Linked DNA regions of Homo sapiens: regions 1, 2, 3, 4 and 6 are each linked to region 5. The links are chromatin loops, found by intact Hi-C in ENCODE. Cell type or tissue: CD4-positive, alpha-beta T cell. All regions are shown on one strand.

Region 1 (4,000 bases), 500 kb before region 5:
TCAGTTACAAAACTTGTAGAAATACAAATCCCTTCTTAGAAGCCAGCAAATTCCTGGACTGTGTATGTTTTCCTGTTCCTTTTTGCCTTTGGCCTTTTGCTTGTATAAATCATTCAAGATGGTGAAACTCAGCTCTTTTTACTTCACAAACATAGTCCATTTGCACAAAGCTCATGTAAGGAGAATTTATTAAAGCACTGGTTGTGGGTCATATTATAGACAAAATAAATCACAATATTTGTTTCTCATTTGGACTTGTTTGAACTTTTCAGGTTAGGAATCACTGGCCAAATTTCAAAAGTTATTATAAACTACAGTAATCAAACAGTTTGGTACTGGCATAAAGATAGATGTATAGCTGAATGGAATAGAATTGAGAGTCCACAAATAAACTCATACATCTATGGTCAATTGATTTCTGACAAGTGTGCCAAGACTATTCAATGGGGAAATAATAATAGTTTTTTTTTGTTTTTTTTTTGAGACGGAGTCTCACTCTGTCGCCCAGGCTGAAGTGCAGTGGCGTCATCTAGGCTCACTGCAAGCTCTGCCTCCCGGGTTCACGCCATTCTCCTGCCTCAGCCTCCTGAGTAGCTGGGACTACAGGCGCCCGCCACCACGCCCAGCTAATTTTTTGTATTTTTTTTAGTAGAGACGGGGTTTCACCGTGTTAGCCAGGATGGTCTCGACCTCCTGACCTCGTGATCCGCCCACCTTGGCCTCCCAAAGTGCTGGGATTACAGGCGTGAGCCACTGCGCCCGGCCAATAATAGTGTTTTGTTTGTTTGTTTGTTTGTTTGTTTGTTTTAAACAAATGCTGCTGGTAACAACTAGATAGCTACATAGAAAAGAATAAAGTTGGGCCCCTACTTCACGCCATACACAAAAATTAATTCAAAATGGATGAAAGACGTAAAAGTAAGAAGTAAAACTATAAAACTCTTAGAAGAAAACATAGATGTAGAAGTAGAAACAATCCAAATGTCCATCAACTGATGAATGGATAAACAAAATGTGTTATATACATCCAATAGAATATTATTTGGCCATAAAAAGGAATGACATACTGATACATGCTACAACATGCATAAACCTTGGAAAAGAAACATTTTGCTGAGTGAAAGAAGCCAAAAGACCACATATTATATAATCGTATTTATTTGCCCAGAGTAGGCAGATTCATAGAGACAGAAAGTAGTTTAGTGATTGCCAAGGGCTGGGGACTGGAGAGAATGGAGATCAGCTTTGTAACGGATATGGAGTTTTTTTTGAGGGGTGATGAAAATGTTCTGGAATTATAAAGTGGTGATGGTTGCACAATATTGTGAATATATCAAAAGCCACTGAATTGTACACTTTCAGATGGTTAAAATGGTGAATTTTACCTCACTAAAAAAATGAGTTTAGGAGGTTAATGTAACCTTGGTGAAACCAAGAACCATTTGGCATAATCGTGGATTTTGTTTTTGTTTTTGTTTTTTGAGACAGAGTCTTGCTCTGTCACTCAGGCTGGAGTGCAGTAGCATGATCATGGCTCACTGCAACCTCTGCCTCCCAGGTTCAAGCAATTCTCATGCCTCAGCCACCTGAGTAGCTGGGATTGTAGGCGCACACCACCATGCCCAGCTATTTTTTGTATTTTCAGTAGAGACAAGGTTTCGCCATGTTACTCAGGCTGGTCTCAAACTCCTGGCCTCAAGTGATCCACCCGCCTTGGCCTCCCAAAGTGCTGAAATTACAGGAGTGAGCCACTGCACCCAGCCAATCACGGTATTTAAAAAAATTAATTTAATAAATGTTCAGTGATTATCTTCAACGTGCTAGGTAGTGAATGAAATACATGCTAATAAGATCAAACCGTAACAGTTGCACCCCAAAATCTTGAGTTTAGAGGAAGAAAGGACTATTAAATAATTAAGTTGCATGTGGTAAATGTAACAGAACTGAGTAAAACTTGATCTAAAAGCACAGAAGAAAGTAAGAACAAGTTTGGGGAGGGGGGAGTTGAGAACGCCCTTCTAGAGGGTATATTTGAATTTGATTTTTAAGAACAGTTTGCTGATTGAGTGGAAGAGAAGCTGGAGAGTAGGTCAACAATGTAAAGAACATGTGCAAAGTCAGGAGATGAAAGAACAAGCCTTATTCCAAGAGTGAATCATCATGCATACCTTGAGGACTTGTAAAACCAAGCTCTACCCAGTCCACACCAACCCAGACACAAATCAAAGACTTCCGAACAGACTCCCAACAGGGGGAAAGGATTTTAAGTCTTGTCAGCTCTTACAAAGCTAAGCTAAGCCATCCAAGTCACAGACTACATGCAATGTATTGCCCCCTAGAGTTGGTTATGATGTTAACAAACATCAAATTGGAAATGAAGTTTAAAGTCACTAGATGGCAGTAGCTACAAAGCAGATATTTGTGTTACTTTATCTTTTCAGTATTCTAGCTTCAGGTGTTGACCACATTTTAGGGCTCAAACCTACAGGAGCTGAGAGCCAAGCCTGAGGGGGTATTGGTCAGTTCCTCAGCCAGCATGCATAGGTTACAGCTGATCACCTTTCCAGGTGCTATATCCATCATCACACTTCTTCCAATTAGTACTTTCACCAAGAACCTGCAATGCTAATTCCTGTTTTTGAGTGCAGGGGAACCTCATTTTCAGAGTATTTACTATTGGAGTACCTATAATTATAAGTTGGGAAGCAAAGGTCATCCCAACACGAAATGTTCACTAACAGAACCTTATAAAGCTAGTCTCCACTCACACCTCCCTCTGGCTTAACACTGGCATCTACTCCCACCCACTATTATTGTCAGGTGTTTTTACTGTGATTATTATGCTGACAAATTGCAAGGTGAAACTGCCAATCTCACAAACATGAAGGATTTCACTAAGATAATGAAAGCAATGGAGGAGGACTGATGGAATAATTATTAGAATGCCTCCAAGAAATGAGGGTCTGGCAGAGTTTGATTACAATTGAAGAAGAGAAAATTAACAAAGATGATGACATAATAGAGTCTTCAAAAGGGGATAATTAGAAATTCAAAGGGTTAGGAGAGGTCCTGGAGAAAAGTGAAGTCCTTGATTATTTTGCAAAATTTACCTTCTTTAAAATCTTGATATGAAGGTCAAATGAGAAATGATGGATGCCATATTTTGCCACCTTACAATTTTGTTTTTTAGAAAAAAAGCACACCAAAATGAGTCTTGATTCAACTTCCTGTCCTAAGAATTCGTCTATAGTTGCAATGATAATCAAAAGTGGTTACATGTAAAAGAAAACAAATGTAGTATTATAATTTTTAGTTCTTTTAAAGCTAAAGCTTCAATCCACACTCTCCCTTACCTCCATTATTTGCTGTAAAATGTTGCTTCCCATTTAAGTGGATTCATGTTAAGTAGACTTTTCCCAGGAATAATTATCCTTAAATAGGCTTTTTTAAAATTATTATTATTATACTTTAAGTTTTAGGGTACATGTGCACAACGTGCAGGTTAGTTACATATGTATACATGTGCCATGCTGGTGTGCTGCACCCATTAACTCGTCATTTAACATTAGGTATATCTCCTAATGCTATCCCTCCCCCCTCCCCCCACCCCACAACAGGCCCCGGTGTGTGATGTTTCCCTTCCTGTGTCCATGTGTTCTCATTGTTCAATTCCCACCTATGAGTGAGAACATGTGGTGTTTGGTTTTTTGTCCTTGTGATAGTTTGCTGAGAATGATGGTTTCCAGCTTCATCCATGTCCCTACAAAGGACATGAACTCATCAGTTTTTATGGCTGCATAGTATTCCATGGTGTATATGTGCCACATTTTCTTAATCCAGTCTATCATTGTTGGACATTTGGGTTGGTTCCAAGTCTTTGCTATTGTGAATAGTGTCGCAATAAACATATGTGTGCATGTGTCTTTATAGCAGTATGATTTATAATCCTTTGGGTATATACCCAGTAATGGATGACTGGGTCAAATGGTATTTCTAGTTG
Region 2 (4,000 bases), 680 kb before region 5:
AGAAGCTATATCACCTCTTATGATCTAGTCTCAGAAGTCATGAAAAATCACATCTGTAACCAACATGCCGTTGGTTACAAGTGAGTCACAAGTCTGCCCAGATTGAAAGGAAGGGGGTATTGGACATCACCTTTTGGTAGGGAAGAGGCAAAATTCTAGAACATGCATACATCTTTGGAAAGTGACATCTCCACAGTCAGTCTTCCCCCCACTGAAGTAGCATCTCCATGAAGAACCACGTCTTATTTGATTTTTATTGCATCCCCAGTGCTAGAATGGTACCAGAACACATAGTAAGTGCTAGATTCGTGTTTTAGAGTGAATACATGAAGGATTATCTTTCAAGGAGTCATTCAGACCCAGCTCTTCTCCCTGTAAGTGTATTTCCTGTCCCAGCCCTTGCTTTTGGCCTGATCTGCTCTGGAGAAAGCCCAGTGTTTGTATTGGAGGGTGGGAGTCAAGCCTATTATGGGGGTGGGGATGCGCACATAAAAACAGTTATTGGGGATTAAGAAGTAGGTAGCCAATGAGTTTATGGGGCAGTTTTCTACTGAAAGGGTATTGAAAACCTAGTCTGCTTTTCCCCATTCTTTATTCTGGAAATGTCCAAGTGAGGTGGTTTTGTCCTCCAGGCCATAGTGAGCAGGAAAGTGTCCCAACTTGCAGGGTCTGGGCAAGAGGTGGCCCTGAAGCTGCCCACAAGCCTGTGAAGTTACTCGAAGTCTCCTTGCTTTGTTATTTGTGAAAGACCTTCCATTTGATCTTCCCAAAGTCCTGGTGCACATACACGTTCTCCTCCCGTCTTCCTATTTTCCAAGAGGGGTAGCAGCATCTGCCATTCACCCAAGCCAGAGAAGATAGCCCAGGCTTCTCTCTGCATTACTGCCTCATATCAGTGGGCTTCGGCTTCCCAAGTATGTCTTCCCCTTGCCCCCTGCTTCATTTCCACATTGATTTGTGAGCTCCAACATGTGACTACCATAGCAACAGCCTCCTCATTTCTCTCCCCACCACCAGTGCCACCCCCAAACCATCAGTCCTCCAATCCAGCCTTGCAGCAGTTTCTCACCACCTCTGTCGCCTTAAAATCCACACTTCTTAGGTCATTCAAGGCCCTTCCTGTGCAGCTGTTCCTGTGTTTATGGCCTCCTCCAGGAGGGGAGAATTCTATCCTCTAGGTCCTTTCATGTTCTTTCCAGGCTGTGTCACATCGCTCTGATTTTACCCAGGGCCAACTCACCCATCCGGCACAGGGGGCAACACTGCCTAGGGTCCACAATCCTTTTAGAAGCTCATGAAAATGTTTAACTCATTTTACTATCAGAAGGGAAAAACAAACTTTCAGGCCGAAGAAATTGTTTGAATATATAACATTAACATATTCGGCTTTATACCACCACAGTCGTAAAATATACTTTTAAATATTTTTTTATGGAAAAGGAGCCCATTAAGGCAAAGGTACTTAGGGCCCACAAAAATCATAATGGGGTTCTGGTTTTGGTTATGCTGTCCTTCCCCCCAGCCTGTGGCAGAGCTGCCTAGTTAGATGCCCAGCTAACTTCCGAAGAAAACTCTAGCAGAGGCTTTGCCTGGGAACCCTCAGGAACCACTCCCTGGTCCCAAATCAGGAGCTATGAGGACTGAGGTCCGTGTCCCCAACCCCCACCTGCGTCCCGGAAGGCAGGCACGGGGGTGCCCTGCTGCGGGCCAAGGGGGCGGTACTCGGGTCTCGCTGGCTGCAGCTCGCCCGCCCGCCCTGCCAGCTCCACCCGACCTAATCGGAAAAAGGAAGCTGGCCCTGAGCTGTTCTCTCTCTTCTTCCTCAAAAGCTCCGCCCACCACCCCCTTCCCACCCCCTTCCCACCCCGCGCCTCCCCAGTTACGTTTCTTACGAAAAAGTGCTGCTGAGAATTCCCAGAAAGTCCCGGATATGAAGTCACTCGCGTGAGGTCACCGAGCCTGGTTCCAAGAATCAGAAGCTTGTGGGGGAGAAAGGAAAGCGCAGAAAAAGAAGGAGCAGTGATCGGAGTTGTGGGTGCTGTCGCGGCCAGGGGCGGGAGGCGGGAGGCGGGAAGGGCCCCGCCCCCTCCCCCCTCCGCCCCCTCCCCCCCCCGCCCCCGCTAGATCGGCAGGGTCCCAGGCGTCTCCAATCAGGCCTTGGCCGGTGTGACCCCTGGAAAAGTTCCAAAGGAAACTAGGCTTCACTACCATATTAGAGAAATGCCGACTGAACACAGAAATACCGATCCTTATTGACCAAGATCAAAAAGTCTGATACTGCATGGTGTTGGAGCAGATGGGGAAACAGCAGTGTTTATCCACTGTTGTCAGGGAGAGAGAACTGGCCGGGTCTGCCAGTTTGGAGAACAACTTGGAAATATGATCAGAATTTTAAATGAGCATACCTTTTGACCTAACAATCGCACATCTAGGAACTTATCCTACTGAGAAATACAAGGATAAATGCTTAAGAGAGTTTTCAGCAGCATCATTTGAAATACTGAAGGTTAGAACCCACCTAGATGTCCATCATAGGAAACTAGTCTAAAAAATGCCATGGTACATCCGTACTCTGGAATACTATGTGCTGTGAAAAAGAATGAGGCAGCTGTTTATGAGCCAGCTCTGTGTTCCCCATTACGGTCTTTTTTGTGTATGTGTGTGACAGGGTCTTATTCTGTCTCCTGGGCTGCAGTGCAGTGGTGCAGTCATGGCTCACTTAAGTGATCCTCCCACCTCAGCCTGCCAAGTAGCTGGGACCACCGGTGCACGCCACCATGGCTGGATAATATTTTTCAATTTTTTGTAGAGATGGGGGTCTCACTATGTTGCCCAAGCAGGTCTTAAACTCCTGGGCTCAAGAGATCCACCCCCCTCAGCCTCCCAAAGTGCTGGGATTACAGGCGTGAGTCACCACACCTGGTCTGGTCATTTCTTAAAGGTATATATTCATTCAACAGACATGTTTTGAGCACCTACAAAGTGCACGGCACATTGCAGATACTGGCAATAAAACAGAGGACAAAACAGCTTATGGGGATGGGGGAAAACCAATAAAATGCATCAAGTGGTGATAAGTGCTTTGGAGGAGACTCACTCAGAGCAAGGGGTACAGAAAATGTCAGGGTTGTGCTATGTTAGATTGGGTGGTCAGGGAAGGCCTCTGGGACAAGTTGACTTGGGAGCAGAGACCAGAATGATGGGAGAGAATGTCACCTATCTGCCCGGTGTAGGGCCTAGCCTGTGCCCAGGATTTTACTTGGACATAAAGACCAGCCAGGAGGCCAGCAAAGCTGAAGAGGAGCGGGCAGGGTCACAGTGGTAGGAGGAACAGTAGTGAAAGAGAGGAGGAGGAGGGTCAGGTAGGACTTCCTAGGCTTTTGTGAGGATTTTGGCTTTCATAGCCATTGGAGGGTCTTGCACAAAGAAGTGACATGACTCGACTTAGGTTTTAAAGGATCCCTCTGGCTGCTGAGTGGAGACTACTACAGAGGGGCAAGGGTAGAATCTGAGAGCCCAGGAAGGAGGCTGCTGCAACCATGGGAGATACAGCAGGGCTGGACCAGGGTGGTAGGAGATGTCACGCAGTGATCTGCTTCCGGGTACATTCTGATAGTAGAGCTGATAGGATTTGCTGATAGCCCCAGATGTAAGTATGAGAGAAAGAGGAGTGTGTAACTATAAGCATGGAGTTATCTTTCATCAGGAGAGGGAAGCTGGTGGGAGGAGCAAGATTTTGGGGGACCGGGGTGAAGAATCAGTCTGAACTCACATGGGTTGGGAATTCAGGAGTGATGGAAACATGAGAGCTGTTTGGAATTTGTAGCAGAGAGGGTCCTAGGGAGAGACAGCTGGCACCCTGGAATTGGGAAATTTGAGGAGGGTTTAATAAAAGGAGCCTTTAGAAAAGAGTAGCAGGATGTAGAGAAACCAGGAGGGCAGTGTAGGCCCCCAGGGCTAGTAACAGTGGGGCCTTAACCATCCATAGTTCTGAAGGAGT
Region 3 (4,000 bases), 160 kb before region 5:
AATGTATAAAAATAAAACTCTGGTGGAAACCCAATGCCCAACCACAGTTCCCATCCAGTGAGAGTCTCCAGCTCTGAACACAGCTCACTAGCTCCTCTGTAACCAACGTCACCCTCCCCTCCACCCTCAGCCCCATTCCTGTCCCTGCCTGCTTGCTCATTACAGCATGCAGCCTGCCCAGAGCCTACCCACCTCCTTCTAAGCCTAGTTCCTGTGGCCACACTGGGTGCTCCACAGTCCTCTTGGTGCTGCTTGGTCCTAATCCAAGAGAGAAAATCGCAAATGCCGGCAGAGCCAGGCAGGTAATTTAATAAACATAACACAACACGGAATGGTGGGGATCAAAAGGACCCGGTGAGTGCATGTCTCAGACAAAGATATTCACATTGCTATAAACTATTTGACACACTTTACCTGCACACCATTCTCCCTGCCCCCAAAAATACATCTGTGGGATGAATTCAGGCACCAGGATTCTGGATCTGCAGCCTCTAAATCTCTCACCCTGACCCTCTTACATAACTACACCACTGCACTGATGTGAAGTATGACAAAACACAGGACAACCATTGCACCTTTATGAAGGTGGCAGAACTCAGGGTGATCACATGTCCCCAGTGGAATGCAATGGAACATGGGGAAGCAGATCACCCCATGTGGACTTGAGAATATGCTTTGAATAGAATATGCTTGGAGCAGATTCAGCTGCCAGAAAGGCCAGCTGAGTGAAAGGGATAATGCCCAGGAGACCCCCCCTCCCCGGCCACAACAGTCTGGTGCTTCTTACCCTACAAAGCTCAGACCTGGGAAGGCTGTATAATGTATAGAATCAATGGTTGGCTCTTTTTCTTATGGCTTCCATATTGCGTGCACCAACAACACCCCTCACTCCACATGTACAACCAAGGGAAGAGAGCATGCTGCAGTGAGTTGCCCAGAGCCCCTCTTAGGATGGAATTCCTCCCTCTAGCTCCTCCTCCAGCTGGAGGTTGTTCCTCCAGCTGCCAGGAGCGTGGCTGTTGATGGCTCTCAGATGTGCCCCTCTCTGGACATTGCCCTTGCCTCATGGGAGCTGCTCACCCAAGGTTATGGCCTCTCATCAGAAGCAGGCCACTGCCAATGACTGGTTGAAGTGGAGGTAGACAAGCTTGCTCATACCTCTCTGGCCTAAAATTGGGACAACTCCAAGGGGTCACCCCAACTCCTGGTCATCCCAGCTTCCAGGAGGCTTGGCTGAGGCGTTGGTTGCAACCACATTAGAGTTCAACTTCCTCTGCCCAATCCTGCTTCCCTCACATCCTTACAAATATTATTTTCAAGTGAACTCCAAAGAAACTTCCTGAGTGCAAATCTCCATTTTAGAGTCTGTTTTTAGGGTTTTTAGGGAGCCCAATCAAAAGCAAAGGATGAATAGGCTTTAGATAGTATGACTGTCAAATTCAATCTGTAAAATATTTATTTTTAAAACATCTTCCCATACTATTTCATTTGCTCCTCTTAACAACTCAGCTAGGTAAGTATAGAATTATCTCATTTTATATATGAGTAAAGTAAGACCCAGAAGCGTTATGTGTTTAATACAAGGTCACATGGGCTATAAGTGAAGAATCCTATCAAGGCTTCTGGCCCTCCAAGCCCTGCTCCCTAGTCACTACAATGGCCAGAGCTGATGGGTGAGGGACTGCATTTTGTAGCAAGGAGATGAGACGGGTGGAGGCAGGGGCCGATGCCATGCACCGTCATGCTTCACACAACCTGGAGTACGATGCACATTCCTACTCATCAGAGATTTCTATTTTCTCTCAACTTTCCAGCAGATGGCAGTCAAGTGTCTTGAGGAAGGGGCGGCTCATCCTCATTTGCAGATTTGCAGGCAGGCATTATTTGAGCTAGTGGGGCCACTGGCAGAGGCGAGGGCATGTGTGTCTGACTTGGGCTGAGGGTACATGTAAGAGACAGCAGGTGCTTCCCACATGGGAATGGTCCCTCAATTAAGAGCATTACCCTGTCCATTGTCTAGGTATAAAGGCAGGATTGGGTCACCAGCCCTTTGGCAGCAGATCATGGCCTTGACCATGAATACATTTATTTTTTTTCTCTGCCCCTTCTAAGATAGAGGGTCTCAACTGCTCATGCCTTCAAAATAAAGCAAGAATGCTCACAACCCATGAGGGTAGTATCTGATTACTACTTAAAAATACCTGGGGTAGAAACTGAAATGGAGGACTTTCTTCAAAATATAGTGGAAGACATCTATTGAAACGTCACTAAAATGACAGTGAAATAATTTTTTTTTGTTTGTTTGTTTTGAGACAGAGTCTCATTCTGTCACCCAGGCTGGAGTGCAGTGGCACGATCTCGGCTCACTGCAACTTCTGCCTCCCAGATTCAAGTGATTGTCCTGCCTCAGCTTCCCGAGTAGCTGGGATTCCAGGCACCTACCACCACACCTGGCTAATTTTTGTATTTTTAGTAGAGACGGGTTTCACCATATTGGCTAGGCTGGTCTCGAACTCCTGACCTCAGGTGATCCGCCCGCCTCGGCCTCCCAAAGTGCTGGGATTACAAGCATGAGCCACAGTCCCCAGCCGACAGTGAAATAATTGTAAAAGGACAAAATGTACAGAAGAGGGGCCAACAGCGGATATGATGACAACTTCCTGCAAGTTTGAGCCATAACTGCCAGAGCAGAGTGTGTCTGCAGAGGGAAAGCTGGCAAAAGAAAGCAAGGGATAGCCACTCTCTTCAAAACCCTGGAAAGTTCTCAGGACTCCAGGCATTGGGTACCTTCAAAAATGGGGAGGAAGAGTGAGGTTAAAAACACCAGAGCTAGTAAATAGTTTGTATTTGGAGTAACTGAGCTACCAGGCCCCTCCTCACCCAACACAATCTGGCTGCGGGTGGCAGAGAATCCTGTCTTATTTGTTTAAACAAAGAGTGAAAGAGAAGGCCAGGCGCGGTGGCTCACGCCTGTAATCCCAGCACTTTGGGAGGCTGAGGCAGTTGGATCACGAGGTCAGGAGTTAGAGACCAGCCTGGCCAACACACTAAACCCTGTCTTTACTAAAAATCCAAAAATTAGCTGGGCATGGTGGCACGTGCCTGTAATCCCAGCTACTCAGGAGACTGAGGCAGGAGAATTGCTTGAACCTGGGAGGCAGAGGTTGCAGTGAGCCGAGATCGCGCCACTGCACTCCAGCCTGGGCGACAGAGCAAGACTCGTCTCAAAAAAAAGAGCATGAAAGAGAAGTACAAAGGTATTAGTTCTATGGTTCACTGTCATCAAGGCCAATGTTTCTGCAAATCTCCCAGCCTTACCTTCAAGGCTGAGAGAGGTTTTGTAAGCGCCAAGCATTATGTCCTCATTCAAGGCAGGGAGAATCAAGAAGAGGAAGACAGTAGAGCCAGCAGCTCTTGTCCTCTTTTACCAGGAAAACAAATGCTCTCTCAGAAACTGCCCTTCCCTAGCAGAAGTTTGCTTCTGACCCTTGGCCCTCATTAAGTTACATGGCCGCCACTGGGTATAGGAAAAACTGGAAAGGCAAATACTGTTTGCCTCTTACAGCCTTCATGGAAGAGGCAGGCAAGGAGAAAGAGGGGTGGGGATGAATGCGGAGCAGGCAGAGTTTCTTGACAAGTGGGCAGTATAGATGGTAATGTCAGTGCCCAGTATCAGAGATGTTTTCTCTTGGGCTGGTCAGTGTCTCAATGTGAAATTCCCCAGCCCCCTGCCTAGTGGGAAGTGCACATAAGAGTCAGAGTTCCAGCGCCCAGCAGAAGGAGGAAACCAGGGTTCTCACTAGACCCTCTTACTTTCAGTAAGGCTCCTCAAGCCTGCCTCCACTGTGCCAGATGCCCTCCATCTAGAGCTCACAGATAGCCATCTGCATGAGGCAGGACCAGCCTCTGCTGGGGAGGGCTGGGCAAGGCGTTTCTGGGTCTGCTGGCTTTTGTGTGGCCTTTCCCCCAGGCCTCCTGTTCTCAGCCCCAACCTGCACCT
Region 4 (4,000 bases), 790 kb before region 5:
TATCTGACCTTTTATCTGTAGCTATATTCTTAGGAACAAAAGGAAGGCAGTTTATTCTGTGACTCAGCTTCCAGCTTAATCTCTCCCTTTGGCATAGTGAATGAAGGTCCCGAGATTTTATTTTCCTTTTACATTCACATTTAGCAGATTGTACCACTTGGGATTCCCTAATATGAAAAAAGAAAGTGAAAACTTGCCTGTCAGCTGCCAGACTGTGATGTTCCCACACACTGTGACCATGTTTGGAAAAGGCTCAAAGAAGACCACTCCACAACCACAAAACTAAACATCCCCACCTCTGATCGGCATGAGGGATTGCTGCTTCTTTAGCAATGATGACTCTAGCCCACTTCAATCCCCCCAGATAAAATCCACTAAGACACTCAGTCACTGAACTGCCCCTGTTTTTTGACAGTGCCTGATCTAGAACTGCCCCTGCTTCCTGAATCCTCCCTTAGACGTGTCCAGCACAAGCCCCAGCTCCCCATTAAGGACATGCTCCCTGGTTCCTTTGACATGTGTCTTCCCTTGCCGCAGTAAGCTAAACAAACCTAACTTTTAAACTCTAGATGTTCCTCATGGTCTTCAGCCCACAAACTATGAGAAATAATTTCACCCTGATTAATTGACATTAACTTTGGGGGTCAGTCTCCTTGGGCTTTCATAACAAAATACCACAGACTGGGTGGCTTAAACAATAGAAATTTATTTCTCACAGTTCTGGAAGCTGGAAGTCTAAGATCAAGGTGTCAGCAGGCTTGATTTCTCCTGAGGCCTCACTCCTTGGCTTGCAGATGCCGCCTCCTTTCTCTGTGCACATACATCCCTGGTGTCTCTCTCTTCTGATAAGGACACCAGTCCTGTTGGATTAGGGTCCCACTCTTATAACCTCACTTAACCTTAATGACCTCCTTAGAGGCCTCATCCCCAAATATAGTCATATTGTGGGTTAGGGCTTCAAAATATGAATGGGAGTTGGGGGAAACATAATTCAGTCCATATACTTGGATTTTAATTTTTTTCTAAGAATAGTTAAAAGGCCATTCAGGAGAGGAGAGGGACAAGATTGCCCACCAGTTTCAAGTAGAAAAGGGAGTTGTCACTCAGAAATTTTTGCCAAGCAAGTGGAGTAAGAGGGAACCAGGACCAGAAACAGTGCAATGAGTTCTGAAGGGACAGCTGCGCTTCAGCAAAGCTCCAGAGAGCCCAGAAGGAGGCTACTCTGAGAGGCTCCACTAATGAGTGAGGCTCTTCTACCCTCTTGACCCTTTGTACAACTTGGTCCCTCTCCTGGCACATCCTGCCCAGGTGAATGCATCCACCAAGACTCTTAGGAAGAGATTGCTCCTTCTTTGTATCCCCGGAACACAGATTTCTATTACCCTCATTACCCTACTCAGAGCACCATATGAAGTGCTTTACACATGTCACCATTAATCCTCATGCCGACTTTGCCATATAAGTTTACCCTGATTTTTTTTTTTTTTAGATGGAGTCTCACTCATTGCCCAGGCTGGAGTGCAGTGGTGCGATCTCAGCTCACTGCAACCTCCACCTCCCGGGTTCAAGTGATTCTCCTGCCTCAGCCTCCTGAGTAGCTGGGATTACAGATGCACGCCACCATGCCTGGCTAATTTTTGTACTTTTAGTAGAGATGTGTTGGTCAGGCTGGTCTCGAACTCCTGACCTCAGGTGATCCGCCCGCCTCGACCTCCCAAAGTGCTGGGATTACAGGCATGAGCCACTGTGCCCGGCCTGCCCTGATTTTAACAATAAGGAAATTCAGGCTTAGAGAAATATCTCGCCCTAAGCCACACAGCTTGAGAGTAGCAGGGTCAGGATTTGAACCAGGAGAGTGGGATTCCAGGTAATTGTGGGCCGGCTGGCTCATCACAAAACTGTAACCCAAAGGCTTGCCAGATTTGCCTGCACACACCACTTCCTCTGGGGAAATGCAGCTACCACAGATGACTGTCAGCAAAGCCAAGTGTTTTGAGTAAAACCAATGAACCAGAGGGGAGCTCTGAAGCCAAAGGGCTGCCCACCAGGTGGGGCCATCTCTGCTGATTGGCTGCTCCGCCTGCTGCTCCTGGACCTGGGGGTTGCTGGTGAGAGCCAGAGACACCAGGAGGGGGAGACAGAGCTCAGGGGATAGAGGCAAGGCAGCTCACTCCTGTATCTGATGACTGTAGATTACCTTAAGTTTCCTGAGCTACCTGGAAGAGTGGAAGCCAAAGCGAGACCATTAAGGGAAAGGGTAGAGACCCTGCCCTATTCATCTTTGTATCCTTAACAAACAGCCCTGAGCAGAAGGTAGGCAGGCAACATGTGCTTTCTAAATACCTGGCAAGTGAGTGAGCAAGGGTCAGGTTGGAGATGCATTGCTTGTGTACAAAAGTGTGACACATAATAGCGGCAATTACCAATAACTATTAAGCAGTATATGGGGCAAGTGATGGTTCATTTGGGAATAAAGAGGCACTTTTGTTTTAGTCTGCAATGAGCCTTTTAGGACTTCTGCCTCAACATACTGAGGTTTAAAAATAATTCAACCCAAGCTAGGTTCCCAGAGAATGACAGACACATTTTCACATATGAATCACAGATGGATTTCACTTATTTAAAACACACACACACACACACACACACATTAAATCATCTCTCTCACACACACACATACGTGAGCTTTTGAATATGACAACTGTTGCTTAATTCACATCCTAAGTTGCTTCCTTTGGTGAAATGTCACCATCCAGGAATTATAGCCATGTTGCCGAATGTGTGATTTCAACAAACATCAGCTTCTTCCTGGGACCCAGACATACACTTAAGCTATAGAATATGTACTGGCTTCAAGGAAATATACCTCTCAGCCTCTTTTGCATGTGGGTAAAATTAACTCAACATTGTAGATTTACAAAATCTTGATCATTGATCTAAAACACTTTTGAAAGGAGAATACGTGAACCTTCCATTTGACCCATTCAAATTATTGAAATATATACCTCCTTGTGCCCAATTCAGTTTCAAGGATATTCCAAATTTGTCGAAAATAAATGTGCTGAAGGCACTAAAACAATCTGAAGTCCGTTTACCAAGCAGAGTGTCAGAAACTTTGGAGTGAGCATGGCATCTCCATTTGGCTCTTTCTAAATTGAAATGTTACTGCAGGTTCCATCACCAAGTGTATTGACCGAGTGAAATGACTCAGCACTGCTTGCTGGACACCAAACACTCCCTCCTGGCCAAACGGTCACTTGAGGACCTACCACCTGCTCTACCAACTACATCTGCACGACAGTAAACAGCAAAATAAATACCTTCTACAGCCACATATAGATTAGGTCTTCATTACCTTAAACATAGATAAAACTGTGAGTGTGATTTATATAGACAAGAGTCTTTTGGCAGCTAGATCAAGCAGAAATAAATATTGATATTTTGTTTTAGAGTCAAGGAGATTAGAAGCTGGCTCTGAATAAAATACAGATTGTTTTACTTAGCACAGCCATTTTGTTGTTGTTATAAAAGAATAGAGATGGACAAAAGTACCTAAGAAAGGGCTTCTTGCTATAACCACAGGTTGACGGCTGTGCAACACTCTCCAGCCCGGCTTCCCTGTATTCACTTGTAGCCACAACTACAATTTCATACTGTTTAAGTTTTCATTGACAACGGCAGCCAAATATCTGCTTATTTCAGATATTCTGAATGCTAAGAAAGTAGATGGTCAGATGTTTCTTTCACAGCCTTTGCTATGTTTGCATCTTGTACTTTTGAAACAAGTTTCAGTTCAGGTAAAGGATTACTTAATCCTCTAAAGGATGAAAAAGTGTAGCTGAGGTGTCTAAAATTCTTGATTCAAGTTTGTCCAACTGAGAGAGTTTATCAGGAGCTAATTTGGCTCACACTGGACCCAGAATCCCACCCCCCAACTTCATTTGTGGTCCAATTATAGTCTTTTTTTTTTTTTTTTTTTTTGAGACGGAGTCTCGCTCTG
Region 5 (4,000 bases):
CAACTCAAAGTGTCACTGGGGTAGAGATCCTCTACTCTGGTCACACATAGGTCCCCAAGGGTTACCACAGTGCCAGACACATAGCAGGCACATAAATATTTGTTAAGGTAAAACTGAATGGTGCTCATTGCTGTAATATTTATGACAGAGCCTCCCAACTAGTGTGTCAAGATATGGGTATTTTCAGCCCTGAGACAGCTGGAAAGGGTCTGGCTTTCTGGCTGCCAGGCAGGGTTGATTTAACCAGTAAGTTATATAAATATAATTTTCTACATGTGCTATGATATGAAAAAGGTTGAGAATATTAATAATCATCCCTGTTTTAAATTTGGAGACATCTTTCATAAATACTGTTACTTCAGTTTTTTTATCCAACCACCTACCCATTATCTTGCTTTTGGAAATATGTTCAAGAACCCATCTAGGCACCCGCTTTGCCTGATCATAAGACAAAGCGTGATTAGTGTAACACCTTGCCTCTGTTCCAGTTAAAGGGAATCCAAATTGTTCCAAGACAGCCTTTTCTGCAGATCCTAAAAATGAAAAAAAAAAAAAAAGGGGGGGCAGAGACAAAAAAAACACACACACACAATTAGTGGCTCTTAATAATGAAAGATTATAAGGAAAAGGAGAGCGGTGTGATTTACAAAGGACTGGCTCAGAAGTCTAATCAACCAGAAAATCTCATTTTTGCAATTACTTATGAGATGAAGAAAACAGACAGTAGGCAAAGTACTGATTTGCCTATAATCAGTGAATAAAATGCAGCTACTGCATTAACTTTTGAATAAAGACTTGATCTTATTAGTCTTTCACATCAAATTTCCAAATCATCTCTGAAGCACTGATATGTGTGCTGTTGCAAGATGACAGTAAAACTGGTACTGTTTTTCCTAGTGGGAGAAACCAAGCACACATTCAGCAGTGAGTCAGTTTCGAGATAATCCTCCCCGATGCCTTCTCAAATCCTCAACCCCCCAAGGGGGTAGTTCTCTTGCTAGATGCCAAGTATCCAAAGGAGCAAGTTAAATTAGCACATCCGCAAAGTACAAGAAATGAGCTCGTGTTAATTTTTTTTTTTTTTTTGTCAAATATAAGGTACCCATTGCAACATGAGTTTTTATACACTTTGGAGGGATAGCAGGTATTCTTCAACTGAACAATGACGAAAGAAGGGCAGTTAACTCATCTACTAAAATTATGTATTAATTTATTCCTTCATTCATACTTACTGAATGCCAATTATGTACCAGGTACTGTGCTGGTTAGATGATGGAGACCAAAACAGACATAGTCTCAAGTCTTATGGAGCTAACAATCTTAGTAGAGAACACAGACATTAAAACATAGATATCGCGATGAGTAACTGGGGGGAAGAAAGTCGGGCGGCGGGGGTGGTTCTGTGCAGAAAACGAAGATGCCCGGGGGAAGGAAGGACATGAGGGAAGCTGGCGAGACGCGAGGTGGGGAAGGGAGGCCGAGCCGGGAGAATAAAGGTCAGAAACCAAGGGCCAGGCTAGGGGCCCAGCAAACGGTGAAGGCTGTCCGTCAAGGACTGCCATTCACACTCCAGGTAGGAGTCGGAGCCCGAAATCTGGGCCAGCGAAGGGAGGACGGGCCCACAGACTTACCATCCGGCTGCTTCCCTGTCAACGCTCCCTCAGCGCCCTGACTCCGGAAGAACTGCAGGGCCGCGAGCCCAGCTCCCGCAGCGCCCACTACAGCCCCAGCCACGAAGCCGCTCAGAAAACGACGGGAACCCCGGAGGCGGGAAGCGATACTCTTGATAGCCATCTTGCCCGAGGTACCGGCCTTTTACCACGGCGCATGCGCGCGCATGCCGGCCCCCGCCATCCCCCCGTCACCCCACGCCTCACCGCCCGCCAAGCTGAGGGCCTCGCACGCCCCCTGGTGACAAACCGGGATGCCTAGCGCATCCCCGCTTCATCCCTGGTCCACTGGACGGGGCGATGGATGGGGAATATGATGTCTAGAGGGCTTAGTGGTATGCTATATATAGTCATGAGAAGAAAATACCTTTAGTCTCATTTAATAGGTGAGTAAACACTTGCGCATGGTTACACTAAGGTCTCCAGAGCCGATATTCCAACTCAGGTCTATTTATTTATTTAGCGACAGGGTCTCTGTTACCCAGGCTGCAGTACAGTGGAATGATCATAGCTTACTGCGATCTCGAACTCGTGGGCTCAAGCGATCCTCCTGCCTCAGCCTCCTGAGTAGCTGGGACTACAGGCACGTGCCACATTGCCCGGCTAAATTTTTGGCGGGAGTGGGGGAGCGGTAAAGAAGGGGGTCTCCTTATGTTGCCCAGGCTGGTATCCAACTTCTGGCCTCAAGCAATCTTCCCGCCTCGGCCTCCCAAAGTGCTGTAAGTCCAGGTGTGTGTCACTGTCCCCAACCTTCTCTTTTAAATTGGAATAATAATACTTAGACCATAGCGTTCTTGTGAGGATTAAAGGAGATGACACATGTAAAATGTTTAGGGAAGTACCAGGGGCATGTCACTAAGTGCTCTATAAATGTTAGAAATGTTTGAGTCATCTCTACTCTTTGTCTTGATAGAATATAAAATCCAGATTGCTGAACGCCTGCTGGCAAAGAAAGGATAGATTTCATGGACTACCACTCACAAACAAATGAGTCTTCATTTTGCAGCATGATCTCTAGCATTCCGTGTGGACTTAGTTCTTAGCAGAAACTTCAAGTTTCCTATTTCTTAGATAACTGGTAGGAATAACTTTCATCTGATCCCACTGATGATTCACTGACCAGGAGGCCACTTCTAACAACCTACTGAAGTGTGCACATTATTTTGACAGCCTCAAATGGGAGGCTACCCCCTTGCCAGGAATACCTCTTCTGAAGGACCCTGACTGGTTAAGCTACATCAACCAGAGTCCTTCCTAGGGATTTTCGATCTAGTAGTCTCTCTGGGTAGCAAAGCTGTGACGTAAAACTCACAGGCGCAGTGGCTCATGCCTGCAATCCCAGCACTTCGGGAGGCCAAGACTGGAGGATCACCTGAGGTCAGGAATTTGAGACCAGCCTGGCCAACATGGTGAAACCCCGTCTCTACTAACAATACAAAAATCAACCAGGTGTGGTGGCGCGTGCCTGTAATCCCAGCTACTCGAAAGGCTGAGGCAGAATTGCTTGAACCCAGGAGACGGAGGTTGCAGTGAGCTGAGATCGTGCCACTGCACTCCAATCTGGGCAATAGAGCAAGACTCTGTCTAAAAAAAAAAAAAAAAGCTCTGGCACTGTCTACAGCCTTGTTTCCTGCTAAGAAGTCAAAGGAGCAGATGCATCTGGTCTTGCTCTGAGCAATAATGGAAGAAATACCAGGACACAGGTGGAGGCCTGCAATGTTATGACCCCAACTCCCACAGGCTCCTGAAGCCCACATACATCCTGCCTTTCTGAAGTCTTGGCTAGTCATTTCCCCCAGAATCCTTTCAGTGAAACCCCCTTTTTTGTCTAATGGCTTCTGTCACCTGCAACCAAGAATCCTAACAAATACAACCAGACAACACTGGTATCTGTAGGCTTCAAGGCTACTTCAGCAGCTTTCCCCAGAATTTACTAAATACACAATCACTGAGGTACTGTATTTCTTAAGGCCCTTGTAAGTGCCAGACACTGTGCTAAATACTAGAGAGATAAATATTAGATGGCTTTTCCTAATCCAGATCCTCTACTTCTGAACAAGTGTAACCCCACTTTTGGTCCCAAGAGGTCAAGAACTGGAAGGGTTGCCTGCCTCAGGGTAGGAAAACTCCCTCTGGGCCTGTTTGCCCACCTGTAAAATTGGAATTGGGCCAGTGATTTGTAAACTTTAATCAAGGTTCCTAGGTGTTCCATAGGGATACCTGAGACTTAAAGGAAGGGATGGGAGGGTAAGTGAAATGGTCCCTTGGCCCTCTTCTACTTGCTCATTCAGACAAGCCTGGTTTTATAAACCAACTTCTGTGTCAAATTT
Region 6 (4,000 bases), 530 kb before region 5:
TTTTTAAAAATTTTCAAATCAGTTTGAAATTTTCTGTTTTTCTTGCCTCCTCTCTTGCTTTTACAACCTGGAAAAGGTCTTGTGAAATGATAAAGCTTGTTTTTTTTGTTGTTGTTGTTGTTTTCAGATTGTCCCAGTGCTTCGCATGTTTTTGGCTCCATGTTCAATCCATTTGCTGAACACAGTGAAAGTATCCAGTATGTCTTTCCACCGTACCCTAGAGTTGGCATCTTGTTTACCAGAGGGGAGCGGTGAGTGTTTTCATATTTTTTGTTTGTTCAAGAGGAATTAATATATTTTGAAAATATATTTAAAAATGCAACATAATTAGAGCCTTTATTTATAACCACCACTGTCTGTTAGTGATTAATATGTTAATTTGGATATTTTAAAGACAGATTTTTAAAAGAATAGAATAAGACTCATTTAAATAATGCAGAAATGCTAAATAAACTAATTTTTTGAGCAACTGAGTTTATTTTATTGCCCTGCTCCTGACACAGACATCAATCTGTTTTAAACACATCAGTTCTAGAAGTATATTTAGAAGTACAGGGGGAAATGAGCACGTAAGAATCAGTCAGTATTCAGAGATTAATCCACTCCTTTTGTATAACCATTTTTGGTTTTTTTTTGTTTGTTTTTATGTTAGTAAAATGTACTTTTTCTAAGTTTTTCCTTCACTGTAAAATATATCTATCAGTTGGTTAAAGCAGGATGCAAATGTGGTGGGAATTCTGACTTAGCAGGGTTTGGCAAACTTTTTCTGTAAACAAAATAAACTTTTTAATGCAAGCCTATCACGGATATTAATCAGATTCACGGAGAAACTAAGAAGCCGCATAATTTCTTCATAGCCCTTTAATAGTCTTCTTTGAAGAAATAAGGGTGTTATGATATATAATAGACTAGAAGATCATAATTAAATAATTATACAGAAGTAAAGCAAGATTATATAAGTATACATAGAGACTCAGAATGCTTAAAATGTTTAAGTTCAAAGTTGTGTACTATTTTTGTCCTGGCAGAAAGACCTCCATTTTATCTTTCTTTTTCTTTTTCCTTCCTTCTTTGTTTGTTTTTTTTTTGTTTGTTTGTTTTTTGTTTGACAGAATCTCACTCTGTCACCCAGGCTGGAGTGCACTGGTGCAATCTTGGCTCATTGCAACCTCCACCTCCCAGGTTCAAGCTATTCTCCTGCCTCAGCCTCCCAAGTAACTGGGATTATAGTCACATGCCACCACACCCAGCTAATTTTTGTATTTTTAGTAGAGATGGGGTTTCACCGTGTTGGCCAGGCTGGTCTCCAACTTCTGACCTCAAGTGATCCTCCTGCTTTGGCCCGCCAAAGTGTTGGGATTATAGGCAAGCGAGAGCCACCGTGCCTGGCCAAGACCTCGGTTTTAAATACAGTATTTACAATATCCTTTTGAAGTTGTAAGAAGTCATGGTGCTGAATGGTTCATTGTTCAACAGTTCACTTATTTCTGAACACACTGAGAAGAAAACATCCTTCAGTTCTTTTATCTCCTTCTGTCTATATATTTTACGTCCCAATATTAGAGACACATAAACCAGTCCATTTTCCATTTCAAAAATGCTTTGACCTCCATCTAGCTTTCCCACTGGAGGGCAGTAGAGAACCATCCAGGCCATCCTTGATTTGAACTAACTGGCGAATATGACAAGTCAGACTTCAAAATACTTAACACTTAATCCCTACTGATGAAAAGTCATAACCAAAGTATCTTTTCAGGAAACCTATTTTCTCCCATAAAAGTTCTATAATTGATCATGAAAATACATTAAAAGAAATAAAGCAAAATGTGTTTGTAAAGTACTAAGTGGGCAAAATAAAAACAATATAAAAACCATGTCACAAATGTGCTTTGTGTGTGTGTGTGGTAGGATTTTTGTTAGGAGCTGAACTGGCTGAGGCTTCTTAACAATACTAGTCTAAAAACGTGCGCTGGATGTAAATTTTAATCCACAAACTGATGTGTCAAATTGGATGTCGCATTATTAAAAATAAAAATAATTTCAAGCTCTTGGCCAGCTAAAATGATAGAAAACGTAACTTCAGTTACTGTTAAGATTCTTCTGACACTCTAATATACCATAAAGTCACTCATGTATCCCAGGGGTTATATGCCTGGAAGCACCAACAATCCTCAGGCCATAGTGGTTAGGGCTGAGATGCCTTAGGGTGTCAGAAATATGGTCCTGTGGAAGTGGGCGAGCCACTGGTCTTTTCTGCCGTTGAGACTGGGATTTTTTGTTAGGACCGGGAATCCCAGTGCCTAGGGCTGCACTTCCTGAAGAGCTCCAGCCATCACGACCAGGTTCTGTCACCAACCTAGATGTTTTCAGCAGTGGTTACAGGTCTGCCCTCTTTGCAGAGCATCTCCTGCTTTCGCTCACTCCTCCTCTTGCCTCCAAAGAGAATTGGCTTCTCCTCGCCATGCCCCTCCCCACTTAGATTTATAGTTTAAAACTCTTCAGTGAGCTTGAGCTTTCACTAAGGGCAAGACTAGAGATGATCTTTAAGCAGTTTCTGCCTTATGCCCAGGAATATAAACCACTCTTGAGACCAGCAAGCACTGTGGGCTGGCAACCCTCAGCAGATGGTGGAAATGGAAGAAAAATTACACTAAAAACAAAATATACTCTAATGTCTGAACAAATCATCTTGCCACAGAAGCTGGAACTGAAGACAATTCTTTTCCTAGTAATCTCCCTATAGAAAGCACAGGCATTCTTTATGTCTCTAAGCACCTTCAAACTGCATTCAAAATTAGGGTTGTGAATCTGGAATCTTTCTTTGCTAATTGGTTGTACATGAATGCCTGCAGAAGCCTTTGAATGGTAAATATTGTGGGAGGGGCAGTTGCCATGGTGACTGTCCAATGGACCCTTTTTCTTACATTTCAATTAAATCTTCATTGCTGAACTGCTATGAATGAGAAGGTAACAACTCAGTAACATCTGGAAGACAGGAGAAGATGTGAGAGATGCTGTTCCAAATGTAGCTACATTCTAAATGCCCTGAGTTGTACTACGTTTGCCTTGAACCATCTCTTCATGGGTTCCCCTGCCCACTATGTCCTTTCCCACTATGGGAAAATCTGTTTGGAACACACATGACAGTGAGCCAATTTCCCTAATAATACAAGAAGTGTTTACAAGTTAATATGAAAAATACCAAAAGCACAATAGGAAAAAATGGGCAAAAGATATGTACAGGCATCTCATAGTAAAAGAAAATAAGTGGTTTTAAATTGCATAAAAATATATTTAACTTCATTTATAATCAAGAAAATACATATTTATATAGATATAATTTTTTACCTATTACATTGGAAAAGGTTTAAAAGTTTAATAAGGTACTGTGTTCAGAGGATGTGGAAAAACCATCTTTTTTTACACTTAGATTGGGAGGGTAAATTGGTATAACCCCTTCAGAGAGTGACTTAGCTCTTTTTCTAGAAATTTACCTACCGGTATATTAACAGTTGACTTAAAAACACAGGTAAAGGGATATTTATTAAAGCATTATTGAAGTAAATGACCATGACAGATTAAATGAATTGTTGATACATCCATAAAGATGCATCCAGACAGTTACTGATACTGCCACGCATAGGCAGTTACTAATGGCTTGAATATGACTTGTCCCCTATAAAACTCATGTTGCAATTTGATTCCCAATGTAATGATGTTGAAAAGTCGTGGGAACTTTATGAAGTGTTTGGGTCATGAGGGCTTTGCCTTCATGAAGACATTAATGCTGCTCTCATGGGACTGGGTTAGTTCTCGATGGGGAGTTCTTGCTCCAACGGGACTGGATTAGTTACCATGAGAGCAGATTGTTATAACACAAGGCCACCCCTCATGTTTTGTCTTTTTTGCACACTCTTGCTCTCTTGCCATGTGATGCCATTTGCCAAGTTATGATGCAGTACAAAGCTCTTGCCAGAAGCTGTCATCATGCCCTTGCACT

The links. Hi-C counts contacts between places; a loop is a spot of excess contacts. Peaks named below come from ENCODE experiments on the same cell type or tissue, not always from the same donor. Only the 100,000 strongest peaks of a DNase experiment are listed, where the experiment ranks them.
Region 1: a loop joins it to region 5, with 20 times the contacts of the local background. A loop is called at or near these places in 10 of 110 quality-filtered maps.
Region 2: it touches region 5 in a loop (3-fold over the local background); 2 of 110 quality-filtered maps call a loop at or near these places.
Region 3: it touches region 5 in a loop (8-fold over the local background); 54 of 110 quality-filtered maps call a loop at or near these places.
Region 4: it touches region 5 in a loop (3-fold over the local background); 5 of 110 quality-filtered maps call a loop at or near these places.
Region 6: it touches region 5 in a loop (3-fold over the local background); 6 of 110 quality-filtered maps call a loop at or near these places.

Annotation. Positions count from the first base shown.
Region 1 is chr3:38,998,518-39,002,517 of GRCh38, reverse strand. All of the region lies in intron 2 of SCN11A (sodium voltage-gated channel alpha subunit 11), which reads left to right. Among named protein-coding and RNA genes, the nearest start is that of SCN11A, 51 kb to the left of the region's middle. In CD4-positive, alpha-beta T cell, CTCF peaks have their summits at 2,159 and 2,366; a DNase peak (open chromatin) is centred at 2,347.
Region 2 is chr3:39,175,821-39,179,820 of GRCh38, reverse strand. It overlaps LOC105377035 (a long non-coding RNA gene), which reads right to left and starts at 2,072. Exons shown (of 2, transcript XR_940740.3): 1 at 1,893-2,072. In CD4-positive, alpha-beta T cell, no CTCF peak of the experiment used is centred here; a DNase peak (open chromatin) is centred at 1,790; H3K4me3 peaks cover 1,313 bases; H3K27ac peaks cover 1,918 bases.
Region 3 is chr3:38,653,726-38,657,725 of GRCh38, reverse strand. No RefSeq gene overlaps it. Among named protein-coding and RNA genes, the nearest start is that of SCN5A, 6.0 kb to the right of the region's middle. In CD4-positive, alpha-beta T cell, a CTCF peak has its summit at 1,837 (motif pointing right); a DNase peak (open chromatin) is centred at 1,835; H3K27me3 peaks cover 466 bases.
Region 4 is chr3:39,286,639-39,290,638 of GRCh38, reverse strand. It overlaps a transcript of CX3CR1 not described here and the pseudogene ADAD1P1. Among named protein-coding and RNA genes, the nearest start is that of CX3CR1, 8.6 kb to the right of the region's middle. In CD4-positive, alpha-beta T cell, CTCF peaks have their summits at 1,909 and 2,112 (motif pointing right); a DNase peak (open chromatin) is centred at 2,098.
Region 5 is chr3:38,494,162-38,498,161 of GRCh38, reverse strand. EXOG (exo/endonuclease G) reads right to left here and starts at 1,822. Exons shown (of 6, transcript NM_005107.4): 1 at 1,632-1,822; 2 at 384-533. The coding sequence starts at 1,794. RefSeq lists enhancers at 1,494-1,563, 1,624-1,673. In CD4-positive, alpha-beta T cell, CTCF peaks have their summits at 1,734 and 1,934 (motif pointing left); a DNase peak (open chromatin) is centred at 1,841; H3K4me3 peaks cover 1,313 bases; H3K27ac peaks cover 431 bases.
Region 6 is chr3:39,028,631-39,032,630 of GRCh38, reverse strand. It overlaps SCN11A (sodium voltage-gated channel alpha subunit 11), which reads left to right. Exons shown (of 30, transcript NM_001349253.2): 2 at 128-251. Among named protein-coding and RNA genes, the nearest start is that of SCN11A, 21 kb to the left of the region's middle. In CD4-positive, alpha-beta T cell, CTCF peaks have their summits at 1,422 and 1,627 (motif pointing right); a DNase peak (open chromatin) is centred at 1,630; H3K27me3 peaks cover 286 bases.